Regions from separate parts of the Homo sapiens genome. Here region 1 is linked to region 2. Evidence: read pairs that join two places in POLR2A ChIA-PET (ENCODE). Cell type or tissue: MCF 10A. All regions are shown on one strand. Each heading gives the region's core, and the rest is flanking DNA. Links, peaks and the distances in the headings are about the cores only. Region 1 overlaps FBXO42 (F-box protein 42). Region 2 overlaps FBXO42 (F-box protein 42).

The links. ChIA-PET counts read pairs that join two places held together with the same protein. Peaks named below come from ENCODE experiments on the same cell type or tissue, not always from the same donor. Only the 100,000 strongest peaks of a DNase experiment are listed, where the experiment ranks them.
Region 1: POLR2A ChIA-PET joins it to region 2 with 5 read pairs; 8 of 35 experiments call an interaction of 5 or more read pairs at or near these places.

The regions. Positions count from the first base shown.
Region 1 is chr1:16,271,634-16,280,480 of GRCh38, reverse strand. The region is part of intron 4 of FBXO42 (F-box protein 42); the gene reads left to right. Among named protein-coding and RNA genes, the nearest start is that of CPLANE2, 39 kb to the right of the region's middle. In MCF 10A, for the core only: no CTCF peak of the experiment used is centred there; no DNase peak of the experiment used is centred there.
Region 2 is chr1:16,321,103-16,329,949 of GRCh38, reverse strand. The region is part of intron 1 of FBXO42 (F-box protein 42); the gene reads left to right. Among named protein-coding and RNA genes, the nearest start is that of FBXO42, 27 kb to the left of the region's middle. In MCF 10A, for the core only: no CTCF peak of the experiment used is centred there; a DNase peak (open chromatin) is centred at 5,379.

The DNA.
Region 1 (8,847 bases), core at 3,195-7,194, 50 kb after region 2:
GGTACGTTATTATTAACTAAAATGCATACACTATTCAGATTTTCTGATTTCTTTCTTTAACATAACATCCTTTTTCTGTTCTAAGATCCCATCCTTGATACATTACATTTAGGCTTTTTGTCTCCTTAGGCTCCTTTTGGCTGTGACAGTTTCTAAGAGTTAACTTGTTTTTGATTATCTTGACAGTTTTGAGGAATACTGGTCAGGTATCTTATAGACCACTCTTCAACTTGGATGTTTATCTTATGGTTAGACTGGAGTTATGGCTTTTGGGAAGAAGACCGTGGAGATATAATGCCATTCTCATCACATCAGATCAAGAGTACATATTGTTGGCTGGTGTGGTGGCTCACGCCTATAATCCCAGCACTTTGGGAGGTCAAGGCAGGTGGATCATTCGAGGCCAGGAGTTCAAGACCAGCCTGGCCAACATAGAGAAACCCTGTCTTTACTAAAAAATACAAAAATTAGCTAGGTGTGGTGACACAGGCCTGTAATCCCAGCTACCCAGGAGGCTGAGGCACAAGAATCAGTTGAGCCAGGGAGGCAGAGGTTGCAGTGAGCCAAGATTGCACCACTGCCCTCCAGCCTGGGCAACAAAGCAAGACTCTGTCTCAAAAAAAAAAGAAAAAAAAAACCATTGTCAACATGATTTTTCACTGTTTCTATTAACCAGGATCACCTGGTTGAAATAGTATACATTTGATTTTCCACTGTAGAGTTACTCTTTTCTCTGCCTTGTAATTCTTTTTTATAGTCTATTGCTTTCTTTTCCTGTTATTCTCTTTTACCCATTTGTAATTGCCCTTGGTTCTCGATGTTCCATTGAATTTTAGGGGAATAACTAAGCTATTTGACTATTATGTTTATCATTAGAGTCAGGAAAGGATAATGAGAAGAGGGTATATCATTTGAAGAAACTTTTTCACAGCTTAGAGAATTTTTAGATATCAACATGATTTGCTTTTAAAATTTTTTTGGTGAGGAGCAGGATGCTAGACAAGATGTAGACAAGATATCTCTTCCTGTTTGTTTGCTTTTCAAGAGATGGGGTCTCACTCTGTTGCCCAGGCTGGAGTGTAGTGACTCAGTCATAGGTCCTAGTTCACTGCAGCCTCAAACTCCTAGACTCAAGCAGTCATCCTGCCTCAGCCTCCCTTCTTTCAAGCTATCCAGAGTTAGAAGCTCCGTTGGAAATAATTTTGTTTTTTTAGGGCTATTCTCTAAAAGAACAATATCTTCCAAAATCACTGAGTAATCTTGCAGAAAAGCTAATTTACTTTCGGAGGTGGGGGCAGGAAAAAGTATTGGTCATATCACATGTCAGTAGGAAGACCACAGGATATCCTTAAAAATTGGATAGGGAGCACGACCAGTGCTAGAACTGTTCAGAAATAACCGTCTAGGCTGGGCGCGGTGGCTCATGCCTGTAATCCCAGCACTTTGGGAGGCCGACCCAGGCAGATCACCTGAGGTCGGGAGTTCGAGACCAGCCTGACCAACATGGAGAAACCCCGTGTACTAAAAATACAAAATTAGCCAGGCATGGTGGCACATGCCTGTAGTCCCAGCTGCTCGGGAGGCTGAGGCAGGAGAATCGGTTGAACCCAGAAGGCGGAGGTTGTGGTGAGCCAAGATTGCGCCATTACATTCCAGCCTCCAGCCTCGGCAACAAGAGCGAAACTCCGTCTCAAAAAAAAAGAAAAAAAGAGAAATAACTGTCTAGAAATAACTGTCCAGAATATTACTGTTTCTTTTACAGTGTAAATGATACCTTAAAAAGGTTACATATGGGGCTGTCAGTCCCGTTAATGAAGCTTACTGTCATGTGTCTAGTGGAAAAGCTTAATCTTAGGTTATCTTCCCTGAGCCTGTGGTAATATCACCAGGAAATGTCTAAACAAGGGAGTCTGGGACTGATACCTGGTACCAGGTATAACTAAAGCAGCTGACAGTAGAGTCTATTCTAACAAAAAACAAAACAAAATAAAAATAAAAAAGACAGTAGTCTATTCTGGGAAAAGATTTCCCAGTCCATCCTTTGGCTCAGGTCCCAAACGTCGGTGCTAACATTGAAACAGCTGGATGTGGTTTTTTTTGTTTTGTTTTTTGTTTTTTTTTTTGAGATGGAGTTTCGCTCTTGTTGCCCAGGCTGGAGTGCAATGGCGTGATCTCCGGCTCACTGCAACCTCCGCCTCCCGGGTTCAAGCGATTCTCCTGCCTCAGCCTCCCGAGTAGCTGGGATTACAGGCATGTGCCACCATACCCAGCTAATTTTGTATTTTTAGTTGAGATGGAGTTTCTCCATGTTGGTCAGGGTGGTCTCAAACTCCCAGCCTCAGGTGATCCGCCCGCCTCGGCCTCCCAAAGTGCTGGGATTACAGGCATGAGCCACCACGCCTGGCCTGGATGTGGATTTTTAAAAATTATTTATTTTTTGATACAGGGTGTCACTCCATCACCCAGGCTGGAGTACAGTGGCACGAACATGGTTTACTGCAGCCTCGACCTCTTGGGCTCAAGTGATCCTCCTGCCTCAGCCTCCCTAGTAGCTGGGACTATAGACATATGCCACCAAGCCCAGCTAATTTTTTAAATTTTTTGTTGAGACAGGGTCTTGCCCTGTTGCCCAGGCTGGTCTCAAACTTCTAGGCTCAAGTGATCCTCCTGCCTCATCCTCCGAAAGTGCTGGGATTACAGGCCTGAGCCACCACGCCCAGCCTGGATGTGGAATTTTTTAATTTTTTTTTTTTTTTTGAGACAGAATCTCGCTCTGTCACCCGGCCTGGAGTGCAGTGGCGAATTTCGGCTCATTGCAACCTCCGCCTCCTGGATTCAAGCAATTCTTCTGCCTCAGCCTCCTGAGTAGCTGGGATTACAGGTGCATACCACCACGCCCGGCTAGTTTTTGTATTTTTAGTAGAGATAGGGTTTCACCGTGTTGGCCAGGCTGGTCTCAAACTTCTGAGCTCAAGTGATCCGCTTGCCTCGGCCCCCCAAAATGCTGGGATTACAAGCATTAGCCACCATGCCCAGCCTGGATATGGAATTTTTAAAAATAATATATTAGTAGTGGGGGCAGGGAGGAGAAAAAAAGAAAAAAAAAGAATGATGTATTAATGTGCTTGTCACTATTCGATTCTGCTTTTTAATATTGTTTTGCACTAAGCACTTTATACATTTTTAAAATTATAATATGCAAATGTGTTAGGAGAATGCCAAATCTTGTGGCAATGGGGAAGAAGTGGATGATGATTAACTGCTGAATATCAGACAGTATAACAAGAGGACACACGTGCCTTTCAAATATACTCCTAGCTTCTATTCTGTCTTAAAAACGAGTGATTGATCTCATTGTTTTAGTATTTTGTTTGTGAATGAGACAATCCAGTTCTACTCACAGATCTTTCCTTGATTACCAAATGTATTTATTACCAAAATGTATTAATATCTGTCCTTAGCTATTTCTCCTCCATGTTGAAAATCCTGCCTCCTTTAACTTGTAGTCATTGGGTCAAACTCATGAGACTTTTCTATTCTTTCTTAAAACCATCTAAAATAAAACCTTCTTATTTTAGTAGTGTCAGTGAAAATAAGCAGTGACATTTCTTAGAATTCTCAGCTTTCAAATCTACATGCTGTGATCCTGTCTGCCTACCATCTGGACAGTTTTTGTTTACTCTTGGGTTCCCCCATGGAGTAAAAGTCTCAAATCATCTAGCATTGTTTCTCTTATTCTCAGGTATCCATGTAATCTCCTAACAGTACTTCATGTTTTATTACCACAATAAATTTCATTTCATATGATGCCTTATCCTTGTATATCTCCAATGCTATATAGATTAACTTTATGTCCTAAATGTAGTTATAAGAGGCTAATTCTAAATGGGAGAGGAACGCAAGATACTATCCCTGAGTCATTTCTAACTTCTGCTTCCCAGGAATGACCCTCTTGGTTTCAAGGACACTTGGTAGTGCCATGGACCAATTCATGGCTCGTGCTCAATGTTTGGCTGTTTAGTTTCTATGTAATTAGGATCAGGCCAGTTTCTCAAGTTCTCCAGTTTTCTTTTCTTTTCTTTTCTTTTTTTTTTTTTTTTTGAGACAGAGTGTCGGTCTGTCGCCCGGGCTGGTGTGCAGTGGTGTGATCTCGGCTTACTGCAAGCTCTGCCTCCTGGGTTCACGCCATTCTCCTGCCTCAGCCTCCCGAATAGCTGGGACTACAGGTGCATGCCACCATGCCCGGCTAATTTTTTGTATTTTTAGTAGAACGGGGTTTCACCGTGTTAGCCAGGATGGTCTCGATCTCCTGACCTCGTGATCCACCCACCTCGGCCTCCCAAAGTGCTGGGATTACAGGCGTGAGCCACCGCACCCTGCCAAGTTTTCCAGTTTTCATAACTGTGAGGAGATGTGCTGTTCCTAGGTGGGTAAGAGCTGTGATGGGTCGTTTATTGACTTATAAATATCACCTTGAATTCTAGGAGGCTCCTTTGCCCTTTTTTGTTTATTTATTTTGAGACGGGGTCTCACTCTGTTGCCAAGGCTGTTCTTGGCAACAATTCTCCTCCCTCAGCCTCCCGAGTAGCTGGGATTACAAGCACGTACCACCACCACGCCTGGCTAATTTTTTTAGTAGAGACGGGGTTTTGCCATGTTGGCCAGGCTGGTCTCCAACTCCTGACCTTAGGTGATTCACCCACCTCAGCGTCCTAAAGCGCTGGGATTACAGGCATGAGCAACCACTCCTGGCCTCCTTTGTCCTTTTAAAACTCAGAAGCTATTTCTCATTCCCCCTTGAGGAGATGAACTCTTGAACTATGGCTTTTTATTTTTATTCTTCCTTTTCTGTTTTTGGGTAAGAGACAGGGTCTAGCTTTTTGTCCCTGAGTGGAATACAGTGGCATCATCATAGCTCACTGCAGCCTCAAATTCCTGGGCTCAAGCGATCCTCCTGCTTCAGCCTCCCAAGTAGCAAGGACTACAGGCATGAACCACTATGCCCAGCTATTTTATTTTATTATTTGTAGAGACAGCGTCTCACTGTAATGCCCAGACTGGTCTTGCACTCCTAGCCTCAAGTGATCCCCCTGCCTTGGCCTCTCGAAGTACCGAGATTACAGACATGAGCCATCGCACCTGATGTACTATGCATTAATTGATTCTACTTTTCAAATAAATTGTGCCCCTGATAATTTCCTCTTTTCTGTAGTTCTCTCTAGAAGTGATGATGGGTTGTGGGTTTTATATTTGATTTGTTGGCTTTTATGTTGTGTCCCTTTTTTGTCTTCTCTCCCATTTTAGTAAGCTTTCTGAAATCCCACTGCTGAATCTCAGAATGTTTCTTGCTATTGAATTTACATATGTGAGTTACAGGGTAGTTGCATTTTATGTGATGAATGGGTTCTTAAAGACCTCATATAATGAATTTTAATTCTAATAATGGATTGCTGATATTTCTGCTTACTGGCTAAAGTAGTTGGTGGTACCATGTGACACCAGTATGAACATGGTTTACAGTTTACTGCCAGCTTTTACATTAGCGATTCTTTTTTTAAAAACAATATTATTCTATTAAGACATAATTTGATAGCTGGGCATGGTGGCTCACGCCTGTAATCCCAGCACTGTGGGAGGCTGAGGCGGGCAGATTACGAGATCAGGAGATCGAGAGAATCCTGGCCAACGTGATGAAACCCTGTCTCTACTGAAATACAAAAAATTAGCTGGGCATGGTGGTGGGTGCCTGTAGTCCCAGCTACTTGCGAGGCTGAGGCAGGAGAATCGTTTGAACCCAGGAGGCGGAGGTTGCAGTGAGCCAAGTTCACGCCACTGCACTCTAGCCTGGCAACAGAGCAAGACTTCGTCTCAAAAAAAAAAAAAAAAAAAAAACGGGGGCATAATTTGTATGGGGGGGGGATATACATTACTTATAGTTAAATGAGCAAATCTTAAGTGCACAACTCAGAGATTTTGTTTTTTACATATGTATACAGTCATGTGATCATTACCTAGATCAAGATACGAAAACTTTCTTCACCTCAAAAAAGCCCCCTCATGCCCCTTTCCTGTCTGTACAACCCCCATAGAGGTCAGCTCCTATTCTGACTTCTAACACTGTGGCTTTGTTCTGTTCTTTTTTTCTTTTCTTTTCTTTTTTTTTTGTGTTTTTTGAGACAAAGTTTCATTCTGTCACCCAGGCAGCAGTGCAATGGCATGATTATCATAGCTCACCGCAGCTCCAGCTCTTGGGCTCAAGCAATCCTCCTGCCTCAGCCTCCCAAGTAGCTGGGATTGCAGATGCACACCACCATGCCTGACTAATTTAGTTTTTGTAGAGATGGGGTACTGCTATGTCTCCCAGCCTGGTCTTGAATGCCTGGTCTCAAACAATCCTCCTGCCTCAGATTCCCAAAGTATAGTTCTGTGTTCTTGAACTTCGTGTAAATGGACGTCTGTGATAGGTAGTATTTTATGTCTGGCTTCTTTCTTTGAACACGTTTTTGAGATTCATCTATGTGGTTGCATCTGTCAGTAGTTTATTCCCTTCCATTACCATGAGTGCTTCTTAATATGAATATCCCACTTTTTTTCTTGTTTGAGACAGAGTCTCGTTCTGTTGCCTAGGCTGGAGTGTGCAGTGGCACAATCTTGGCTCACTGCAGCCTCTACCTCTTGGGCTCAAGTGATCCTCCCACCTCAGCCTCCCAAGTAGCTGGGACTACAGATGTGCATCACCACACCCGGTTAATTTTTGTATTTTTGTTGAGACAGGGTTTCATCATGTTGCCCAGGCTGGTCTTGAACTCCTAGGCTCAAGAGATCTGCCCACCTCAGCCTCCAAAGTGCTACGATTACAGGCATAAGCCACCATGCCCGGCCCTCATTTTTTTTTTTTTTAAGTTGTTCTCCTGTTGATGGATACTTGGGCTGTTTCTACTTTGAATATAGCTGCCATCAACATTGTTTGTACTTTTCAGTGGATATATGCACTCATTTCCTACTTGTCAACTTTAAGAGATATTTTAGACATAGCAAGCATCCCAGAGAGCTCTCCATTTCCTTAGTCCTGCTCCATCTGAAAGATCTGATGATATAACTAAGTATTACAGAAGTTTGGGGAGGAAAGACCACTTGGCTAATAATAAAAGATACTAATTATTAGGGGCTAATGACCTAAAGTAATGTGAGGAAGATATTGTAGGAGGGAAGGAGGCTCGTTAGTAATACCATAAAAATGATGGGTTTTGTGCCAGGAGGCATACTTTTTCATTTGAGCCCTGTCACTTGCTGGTTACCGGTTGTTTAACCCCAGTTGCCTTACCTTTAGGGTAGAGATGGTAATACCTACCTTTCATAGTTTTTGTTCATATTACATACAATACAGTACTCAGTTGGAGAGGGTTTCTGGGAACTGATGATGAAGTTGACATCTTTATATATACGGAGATACTAGCTAAGGAGTAAGTTGTCAGGGTTCTTTGGTTGAGAGGTCAGGCAAACTGGCTTTGTCTCTAGGGAATCTGAAAGAAACAAAAAGAATCGAGACAAGAACTTTACATCCATTCAACAGGATTATTTTTGCAGTTGCCTGTTCTGGGGACCCTGGTTGATACTTTCATGAAAATGAAATATTCCTAAGAATTCATCAAATGCTAGCCATTGTTCGTGTAAAGGCTAGAAGTTATAACATCAGGAAAAGCTATGGATTTTTATGTACACAAATTTCGATGACTAACATGTCCTTTTACCCAAAGTATCCTACTTGCTGCCACCTTGGGTCTCAGGGATAGGAAAGGTAGTTAGGGATCAAAGTGTGGCTGACAAGATCCTGCATAATCTTCCCTTCTCTCCACCTCTACCTTTGTGCATACTCTTGTTCCTTCAGCCAAGCCTTTACCTATTAGAGAGTTGCAGTGACCCACCGGGCACGGTGGCTCACGCCTGTAATCCCAGCACTTTGGGAGGCCAAGGCGGGTGGATCACTTGAGGTCAGGAGTTCGAAACCAGCCTGACTAACATGGTGAAACCCGGTCTCTACTTAAAATACAAAATTAGCTGGGCGTGGTGGTGCATGCCTGTAATCCCAGCTACTCGGGAGGCTGAGGCAGAAGAATCGCTTGAACCCGGGAGGCGGGAGTTGCGGTGAGCCAAGATCGTGCCATTGCACTCCAGCCTGGGTAACAAGAGCGAAACTCTGTCTCAAAAAAAAGAGAGTTGCAGTGAGCCTTATAGTTTGCGTCTCTGTGGACATCTGGCCAGACTTCATGCTGTTAGACATTAATCATTTCAGTCTACAGAGGACTTTTTTTTTTTTTTTTTTTTTGGGACGGAGTCTTGCTCTGTCCCCCAGGCTGGAGTGCAGTGGCACAATCTTGGCTCACTGCAACCTCCGCCTCCCAGATTCATGCAATTCTCCTGCCTTAGCCTCTCGAGTAGCTGGGACTATGGGCATGCACCACCACGCCCAGCTATTTTTGTATTGTTTTCTTTTTTTTTTTTTTGGTAGAAACGGGGTTTCACCATGTTGGCTAGGCTGGTCTCGAACTCCTGACCTCAGGTGATCCACCCGCCTCAGCCTCCCAGAGGGCTGAGATTACAAGTGTGAGCCACTGCGCCCAGCCTACAGAGGACTATTGAGCATCCAATGACTATGCTAGGTATGCAGGTATAGTACTAAGTAACAGGAGTTCCTAATCCTAAGAGGTTCTCCATCTAGCAGAAGAAAACCAAACACTTATGTGGTAAATGAAGAGGGCTATGGATAGCCATTGAAAAAAGGCTGTGGATGGAGGTAAGAGAGTTTGGCATGTTCATGGACTTACAAATAGGTTGGGTGTTCCTGAG
Region 2 (8,847 bases), core at 2,920-6,919:
TGAGATGGTATCTTGCTCTGTTTCCCAGGCTGGAGTGCAATGGCAAGATCTTGGCTCACTCCAACCTCTGCCTCCTTGGTTCAAGTAATTCTCCTGCCTCAGCCTCCCGAGTAGCTGGGCTTACAGGTGCGCACCACCATGCCCAGCTAATTTTTTGTATTTTTAGTAGAGATGGGGTTTCACTATGTTGGCCAGGCTGGTCTCAAACTCCTGACCTCGTGATCTGCCTGCCTCGGTCTCCCAAAATGCTGGGTTTACAGGCATAAGCCACCGCACCCAGCCTTTTTTTTTTTCTTAATCAGTTATATCAATATGAATTTGTGGATATTCATTTTGTACTTTGGGATTGATTGATTGATTGATTTATAGATGGAGTCTCTCTCTGTCTCCCAGGCTGGAGTGCAGTGGTGCGATCTTGGCTCACTGCAACCTCTGCCTCTTTGGTTCTAGCAGTTCTCTTGCCTCAGCCTCCCAAGTAGCTGGGACTACAGGCGCACACCGCCACGCCTGGCTAATTTTTTGTATTTTAGTAGAAACGGGGTTTCACCCTGTTGCCCAGGCTGATCTCGAACTCCTGAGTTCAGGCACTCCACCCGCCTCAGTCTCCCAAAGTGCTAGGATTACAGGCATGAACCACAGCACCTGGCCTGTACTTGGGGTTTTGATCCAATACCAATTTATTTTATGGCCCAGTTGTTTCAGTTTTGACCATCAGGAGCTCTTTCATCTGCCTCCTTTGCCCCTTTTACACAATCCCATCAATTTTCTTTTTTTTTTTTTTTTTTTTGAGACAGAGTCTCACTCTGTTGCCCAGGCTGGAGTGCAGTGGCACAATCTCAGCTCACTGCAACCTCCGCCTCCTGGGTTCAAGCAATTCTCGTGCCTCAGCCTCCTGAGTAGCTGGGATTACAGGCACCCGCCACCATGGCCAGCTAATTTTTGTATTTTTAGTAGAGATGGGGTTTCACCATGTTGGTCAGGCTTGTCTCGAACCCCTGACCTTGTGATTCACCCGCCTCAGCCTCCCAAAGTGCTGGGATTACAGGCGTGAGCCACCGCACCCGGCCAATCCCATCAATTTTCTTTTGTTTTGTTTTTAGGGCACTTCCTTACTTTGTGGCAGTACTGGATTCTCCAGGCTCATCTTATATATTTCCTGTCCTCCTAGATTCTGCCGTTTCACCAAGGAGCCCTGGTTTCTTTTATTGGAGAACGGTATTAGAAAGAACTTCTGGGTGCTAGGTATGCTTATTACTTGTAGGCCCTTGCAGTTAACAGAACAAGGTGGTAGATGAGTGTATACTAACACATGTATATATGTGTGTGTGTGTATATTATGCACCAATTGTAAATATTTATATGTAACCATCTGTATCTATTTAAACATGAGTTCATCCTGTCTCCCACTCTAATCCATTATCACAGGATCATTCTATCTTCCTTCCTTGACTATTTGTAAATTCCCACTCCAATAAGAAAATTTGGTCTAGCCATCTGCCAACTATTTACTTAATCGTTCAATGCCAATATACATGTATAGCTAGATTAGTATTGTTAGCCTCTGCTTTTGTGAGAAACAACTTTGTCAAGTAGAGACTAGTGCTTATATGAAGTTTCTTTTGCCTTTAGTTTTATAGATGCCCCTTATTTCCAAAGTTACTTAGGTTACACCTTTTCCTCCACCCAAGGTGGTCTCATATATTTGTAATATAGTTGGATTGTTTTATCATAATCTAGGATCCCCCAGCCTCCTGAGTAAGTGGTTTTTTTTAAAAATTTACATGTATTAAATTTCACTCTTTGATGCTGTGGGTTTTGACAAATGTGGGTTGTGAGCTTTGAGTCTTACCAGTTTTATAGAAAACCTTGGAATTTCTCACAGTGGCACTTGTCAGTATAAGCTGCGTGACTTGGATATGTCTATCATTTTGATTGTTTCAGACTGTCCTGGCTGGGCAAAGTGGGTCACACACGTAATCCCAGCACTTTGGGAGACCAAGGTGGGCGGATCACTTGAGGTCAGGAGTTTGAGACCAGCCTGGCCAACATGGTGAAACCCAGTCTCTACTAAAATACGAAAATTAGCTGGGTGTGGTGGTGTGTGCCTGTAGTCCCAGCTACTTGGGAGGCAGAGGTGAGAGAATCGCTTGAACCTGGAGGCAGAGGTTGCAGTGAGCAGAGATTGCACCATTGCACTCCAGCCTGGGCAACAGAGCGAGACTCCGTCTTAAAAAACAAAACAAAAACTTTCCCATCTTAAAATAAATGAGATTGTGTTTACTTTGCAGTAATTCATCAAGCTCTACTCTTAGGATGGTCACTTTTCTGTGTTACTTGGATTTTAAAATGCTTTAAAGAATTGAATGGTTTGGGCAAAATAGTTTAGGCTCTATCTTTAACTCTGAATCTATTTATCTTTCTAATTTTGAACTCCTTTTAATGTTTTTCTTCTGGGACTTACCACGATTAAAAGTTAGCATTTTTGTTTTGTTTTACTTTTTGGTTTTTCAGCTAGGCTTCTGACAGTATTGCACATTTACATAAAAGTGTAATTATGCCTTTGCTTAAGATTTGTTTTTATTTCAGTTAATTCGTCAGTGAAGAAAAATACATTTTATGCTCTACTCCCAACTAAGATGAACTGTCTTACAGATGGCTTTGTGCTTTTGGTCATAAGCAAGGCCATGTGAAAGTACGGTTCAGTGAAGTCTTTCAACACTGAACACCTCAAGAGTATACTTTGCAACCGTAAGTGAGTCATTAACATCCCTCGTCAGTAAGGTACTTTATGATCTTCATCAAAAAAGTACCGATATTGTTAAGGTGTCTACTAATGTGCCAGATGTACAAAGATAATATGGCTTAGTCTCTGCTCTCAAGTAGTGTACACTCTAATGGGGAAAAAAGGAAGTTAAAATGACATTTAGAAGTGGGTCATAGAGAGAGATGGTGAGAGAGAGATGGTGCTGTGTAAGTGAGCAGGCTTCCTGGTTGACACCTTTTGGGATTAGGAAGATTAAATGGTTCATAGTAAACTGAATGTTTTCAGAGCAGACCTATCTTGTTTAAGGGCCTTTAGCCATTACTTAGATGACATTTATGTAGCTCATCTCCATGTTTTATTAGTTGTTTGTTTAAATTATGTGAGTAATGAAAGGTGTAGTTGATTCTGGCTTACGTGTTTTAGATGACTTATAAATCCTAGAAAAAACATCACCTATCAGAATTAACTCAAGAATAATTTTTTTCTTTTTTTTTTTTTTTTTGAGACAGGGTTTGGTTCTGTTGCCCAGGTTGCAATACAGTGGTGTGATCTTGGCTCACTGCAACCTCTACCTCCTGGGCTCAAGTGATCCTCCCACTTCGGCCTCCTGAGTAGCTGAGACTACAAGTGTGCACCACCACACCCCACTAATTTTTGTATTTTTTGTAGAGATGGAGTTTGACCATGTTGCCCAGGCTGGTCTTGAACTCCTGAACTCAAGTGATCCACTTGCCTTGGCCTCCCAAAGTGCTGGGATTACAGGCATGAACTACTGCACCTGGCCTCAAGAAGAAATTTTAAAACTCGAGTAGTTGTATTAACAATAAAGAGGCTGGGCACGGTGGCTCATGCCTGTAATCCCAGCACTTTGGGAGGCCCAGGCAGATGGATCACCTGAGGTCGGGAGTTCGAGACCAGCCTGACCAACATGGAGAAACCCCGTCTTTGCGAAAAAATACAAAATTAGCCGGGCATGCTGGTGCATGCCTGTAATCCCAGCTACTTGGGAGGCTGAGGCAGGAGAATCGCTTGAACTCAGGAGGTGGAGGTTGCAGTGAGCCGAGATCGTGCCATTGCACTCCAGCCTGGGCAACAAGAGCGAAATTCCATCTCAAAACACACACAGACACACACAGACACACACACACACACACACACACACACACACACAAATTTGGGCACTGAAGTTCCATTTTACCTTTCTACCAAATAAAGCATTTTGCTGAATTTAAAACGTATGGTTCTCCATATGAAATTTTCGGCCAGGTGTGGTGGCTCACGCCTGTAATCCCAGCACTCTAGGAGACCGAGGTGGGCAGATCACCTGAGGTCAGGAGTTTGAGACCACCCTGGCCAGCATGGTGAAACCCTGTCTTTACTAAAAATACAAAAATTAGTTGGGCGTGGTGACGCATGCCTATAATCCCAGCTACTCTGGAGGCTGAGGTAGGAGAATCGCTCGAGTGAGTTCACTGCACTCCAGCCTAGGTGACAAAGCCAGACTCTCTCAAAAACAAAACAACAAAAAAAAGAAAGTATATTGATGGGTAGTTTGTGGAATACTTTATTTTTCCATTTTTAAATTTTTTCTGTTTTATTAAGGGAATCTTAATTGGGTAGCACACTAATGAGTTCACCATTTTTAAAAACTGCAGCTGGTATCTGTTATGAAATTTGGTATGCTTTATAAAATAGCTTCCTGAATTTGTCATAATAGCTCACAGTTTGCTAATAGCAACAATGGTTATGCCAAATTATTCTATTTCTAGGCTTTTTTTTTGGTCAAAACATAGACTGTCAATAATAAGGAGTCTCTAGATTATATGCTTCGTTAATGTAGAATTTAAAATATTAAACTGTGTACTTAAAAACAATTGGGTAAAAAATGTGTTTTTTAGTTTAGTTTTGTTTTGTCTTAAAGGTAATTCTGTTTTGTTGTTGTTGTTTTGGGACAGAGTCTTGCTCTGTTGCCCAAGCTGGAGTGCAGTGGCATGATATTGGCTCACTGCAGCCTCCACCTCTCGGGCTCAAGAGATCCTCCCACCTCAGCCTCCCAAGTAGCTGGGACAACAGGTTTGCACTACCATGCCTGGCTAACTTGTGTATTTTTTATAGAGACAGGGTCTCACTTTGTTGCTTTGGCTGGTCACGAACTCCTGGGCTCAAGCAATCTGCCTGTTTTGGCCTCTCAAAGTGTTGGGTTTACTGGTGTGAGCCACTGCACCCAGCTCTAAAGGTAATTCTGTAAGTGGCAAAGGATATCAGTTTAAGTTACAATAATTTGACAATGTTTAATCCCTTCACCTTCCCCAATTTTATTCTCTGAAATTCTACCTCTTCTTTATTTTTGTTGTTGTTTTTTGATTTTTTGAAACGGAGTCTTGCTGTGTCACCCAGGCTAGAGTGTAGTTGCGCGATCTTGGCTCACTGCAGCATCTAACTCCTGGGCTCAAGCGATGCTCGCACCTCAGACCCCCTGTAGCTGGGACTACAGGTGTGCGCCACCATGGCCAACTAATTTTTGTATTTTTTGTAGAGAAGGGTTTTGTCATGTTGCCCAGGCTGGTCTCAAATTCCTGGACTCAAGTTTTCTGCCTGCTTTGGCTTCCCAAAGTGCTTGGATTACAGGCATGAGTCACCACACTTGGCTTCTACCTAGTCTTTAGAGCTCAGCTGAAATGCTTGTCTGTGAACCTTCCTTATACTAGTTAGAAGCCATCTCTTTCTTTCTTGAACTGTTAAGGCTTCTTGTTTTGTCTCATAGGTCATTTATTATATAATGTTCTGTGTTGGTATTATTAATTTATGTGTCCTTGGCCCTTAGTGGGTCCATCTGTTTGACAGCAAATAGTGACATATCTTCTTTTTGTACCCTGTGTGGGATCTAAGCATAATATATTTTTTCTTTTTGTGTTTTTAATATTTGATAGCAGTCAAGCTTGCAATAAGCACGGTATTTTTACATATAGCAAATGTTTCATTGATATTTGTTGAATGCACGGAGTAAGGTAGAATTTTTTATTTTATCCTTTTTCTACTTTCTATAACTTTTTCATTTGAGTTGATAAAATGATAACCGTGGTATATTCATAAGAAGGCTTATTGTCTTAGATTGAATCACTTTATGATCTTCTTTAAATCTCTCATTCAACAGTATATTTTCAAGAGTAGCATTTAGTACTTAGCCTACATTAGTGCTGCTGAAGTGGTTCACTTTATGAGTTCATAATGACATCTGTTCAGGGTTGCTGCTTTGTCCCTAAAGCCTCAGAAGCCCTCATGCTGTGGGATGACTGTGGGTTCCTCCATTCAGTCCAGTCCCTTCTTCTTTTTATTTTTCTCTGCTCCTCCTTCTTGTCCCTTATTCTTTTTTTTTTTTTTTTTTTTTTTTGAGACAGAGTCTTGCTTTGTCACCTCACCCACCTTGGAGTGCAGTGGTACGATCTCGGCTCACTGCAATCTCCGCCTCCTGGGTTCAAGGGATTCTCCTGCCTCAGCCTCCTAAGTAGCTGGGATTACAGGTGCACACCACCACGCCTGGCTAATTTTTGTTTTTAGTAGGGGTCTCACCATATTGGCCAGGCTGGTCTCGAACTCCTGACCTCAAAAGATCCGCGCACCTCAGCCTCCCAAAGTGCTGGGATTACAGGCGTGAGCCACTGCGCCCGGCCCTGTCCCTTATTCTTTAGTTAGGTCTCAGTCCTTTATTTTATTATCTATCGGTAAGAAGTTCCCTTAATTACTTTTTTTGTTTGTTTGTTTGTTTTTGAGACGGAGTCTCGCACTGTCACCTGGGCTGGAGTACAGTGGCACGATCTTGGCTTACTGCAACCTCTGCCTCCCAGGTTCAAGCGATTCTCTGGCCTCAGCCTCCCGAGTAGCTGGGATTACAGGTGCCCACCACCACGCCCAGCTAATTTTTTGTATTTTTAGTAGAGATGGGGTTTCACCATGTTGGCCAGGCTGGTCTCAAACTCCTGACCTTGTGATTCCTCCGCCTTGGCCTCCCAAAGTGCTGGGATTACAGGCGTGAGCCACTGTGCCTGGCCAATTACATTTTTTAACCTTTTGAATTTGTGACAAATACGTTTGATTGCATTTTAAATGTTCAGCTTCCTTTTAGGTAAATGAAGTGTATTCCAACTTTAATAAAGATGTGTTTACCACAAGAGGATTGTCAGATGTCTAGTTGAATAGAAACCAAAGGCAAAAAACTAATCAAATATTGCCCTCAAATCTGGCAATGGCTTTTAAATGCATAGCAGTTTCATTCCCATGTTGAAATTCTTTTGAGTTGATTCTTTCTAGGTTACGGATTTTCTCCAATGAATTCAGAGTAGTTTCTTGATATCTACTATCTTTACAAAATCTTCCTGAAGTAAGTGGGGAACTTTCATTACTTAGGGAGGTTTTTGTTTCTTACTCTGTGTGACTTATGCTAGGTTTCACAGCATTAAAGCTAGAAACAGTGGCCACATCTTCCAGTCTCAAAATCTTAACCTTAATTTATACCTCAGAAGGGTAAGGCATTCAGACTTTAGAAACTGATTTGTGTTTAGTTATATGTAGCATAGTTTTTTTTTTAGTTTTTAAAATTTTTTTTGTATTTTGAGACAGAGTCTCGCTCTGTTGCCCAGGCTGGAGTACAGTGGTGCGATCTCAGCTCACTGCAACCTCCGCCTCCCAGGTTCAAGCAATTCTCCTGCCTCAGCCTCCTGAGTAGCTGGGATTACAGGCATGCGCCTGCACGCCCAGCTAATTTTTGTATTTTTAGTAGAGACGGGGTTTCCCCATGTTGGTCAGGCTGGTCTTGAACTCCTGACCTCATGATCCACCCACCTCAGCCTCCCAAAGTGCTGGGATTACAGGTGTGAGCCATCACGCCTGGCCTAGTATAGTAGTTTTTCGGAAGAAAAAGATACTACTGGGCCAAATAAATAGTTTCCTCTCTGGCAGCAGACTCTCAGGCCAGTATATATACCTTAAAAGGTACAAAATTCCATAAACCAGAGATTTGTATTAATTCTGACCAATAAAATATTTTGACAACATCTAGTAACATATAAAGGTAGGATCTACCATTTTCTGGATATACTAATGATGTAATTTTTTTTACATGTCCCAGGTAGCTGGGATTACAGGCGCCTGCCACCACGCCTGACTAATTTTTGGTGTTTTTAGTAGAGACAGGGTTTCGCCATGTTGGCTAGGCTGGTCTTGAGCTCCCGTCCTCAGGTGATCCACCCACCTCGGACTCCCAAATTGCTGGGATTACAGGCGTGAGCCACCACGCCTGGCCTAATGATGTAATTTCTATTATAAAATAACTACTGGGCACAGTGACTTATACCTGTATTCCCAGCACTTTGGAACATTGGGACAGGAGGATCACTTGAGCCTAGGAGTTCAAGGCTGCAGTGAACTATAATTGTGCCACTGCACTCTAGCCTGGGCGACAGAGCAGAACCCTATCTTTAAAAAAAAAAAAAAAACCCTTGCGAGCTCAGCACAAAGGTGTTCTGAGTAGACATGTCAATAAACCTTACACTCATTTGAATGCCTAGTACTAAGAAGACAAAGATGCCTAGGCCAATGGTCCTGCCTCCAGGGAGTTCAGATTCCAGTACATTCATTCAGTCACGTTGGGGAAGCTGAGAAGGTGTAACACAAATGTGAAGGGTGAGAAGGACTTCTTTTAAACAGTTTCATGAAAATTACATTCATTGAGTTAGTATGCTTACGTGTGAAAAGTTTGTAGGGCTTCTTTTGGCATGAAAACAAGAAAAACTCAGAGTTTCAAAATGCCTCTATATCCTTGGGGGAATATGAGTGATGATTTTATTACCTAATCATGGAAGTGAAAAAGAAGGGCTATGCAAATTGGTGTTGGGCATGTAATTACAGAGGAATTGCATCTGAGCTCACCCATGTGTGTTCTCCTTGGCATCTGTGGCTAGGGCCAAGTTAGCAAACATGCCCTCAAAGGTATGGGGTTTGATGTTTTTGTGGAGGGTGTAACAGTTGAATGGTGGAAATTGCTTGACATTGGCTATTACAGCAGTATGAGTCTCTTTATGTTGGCT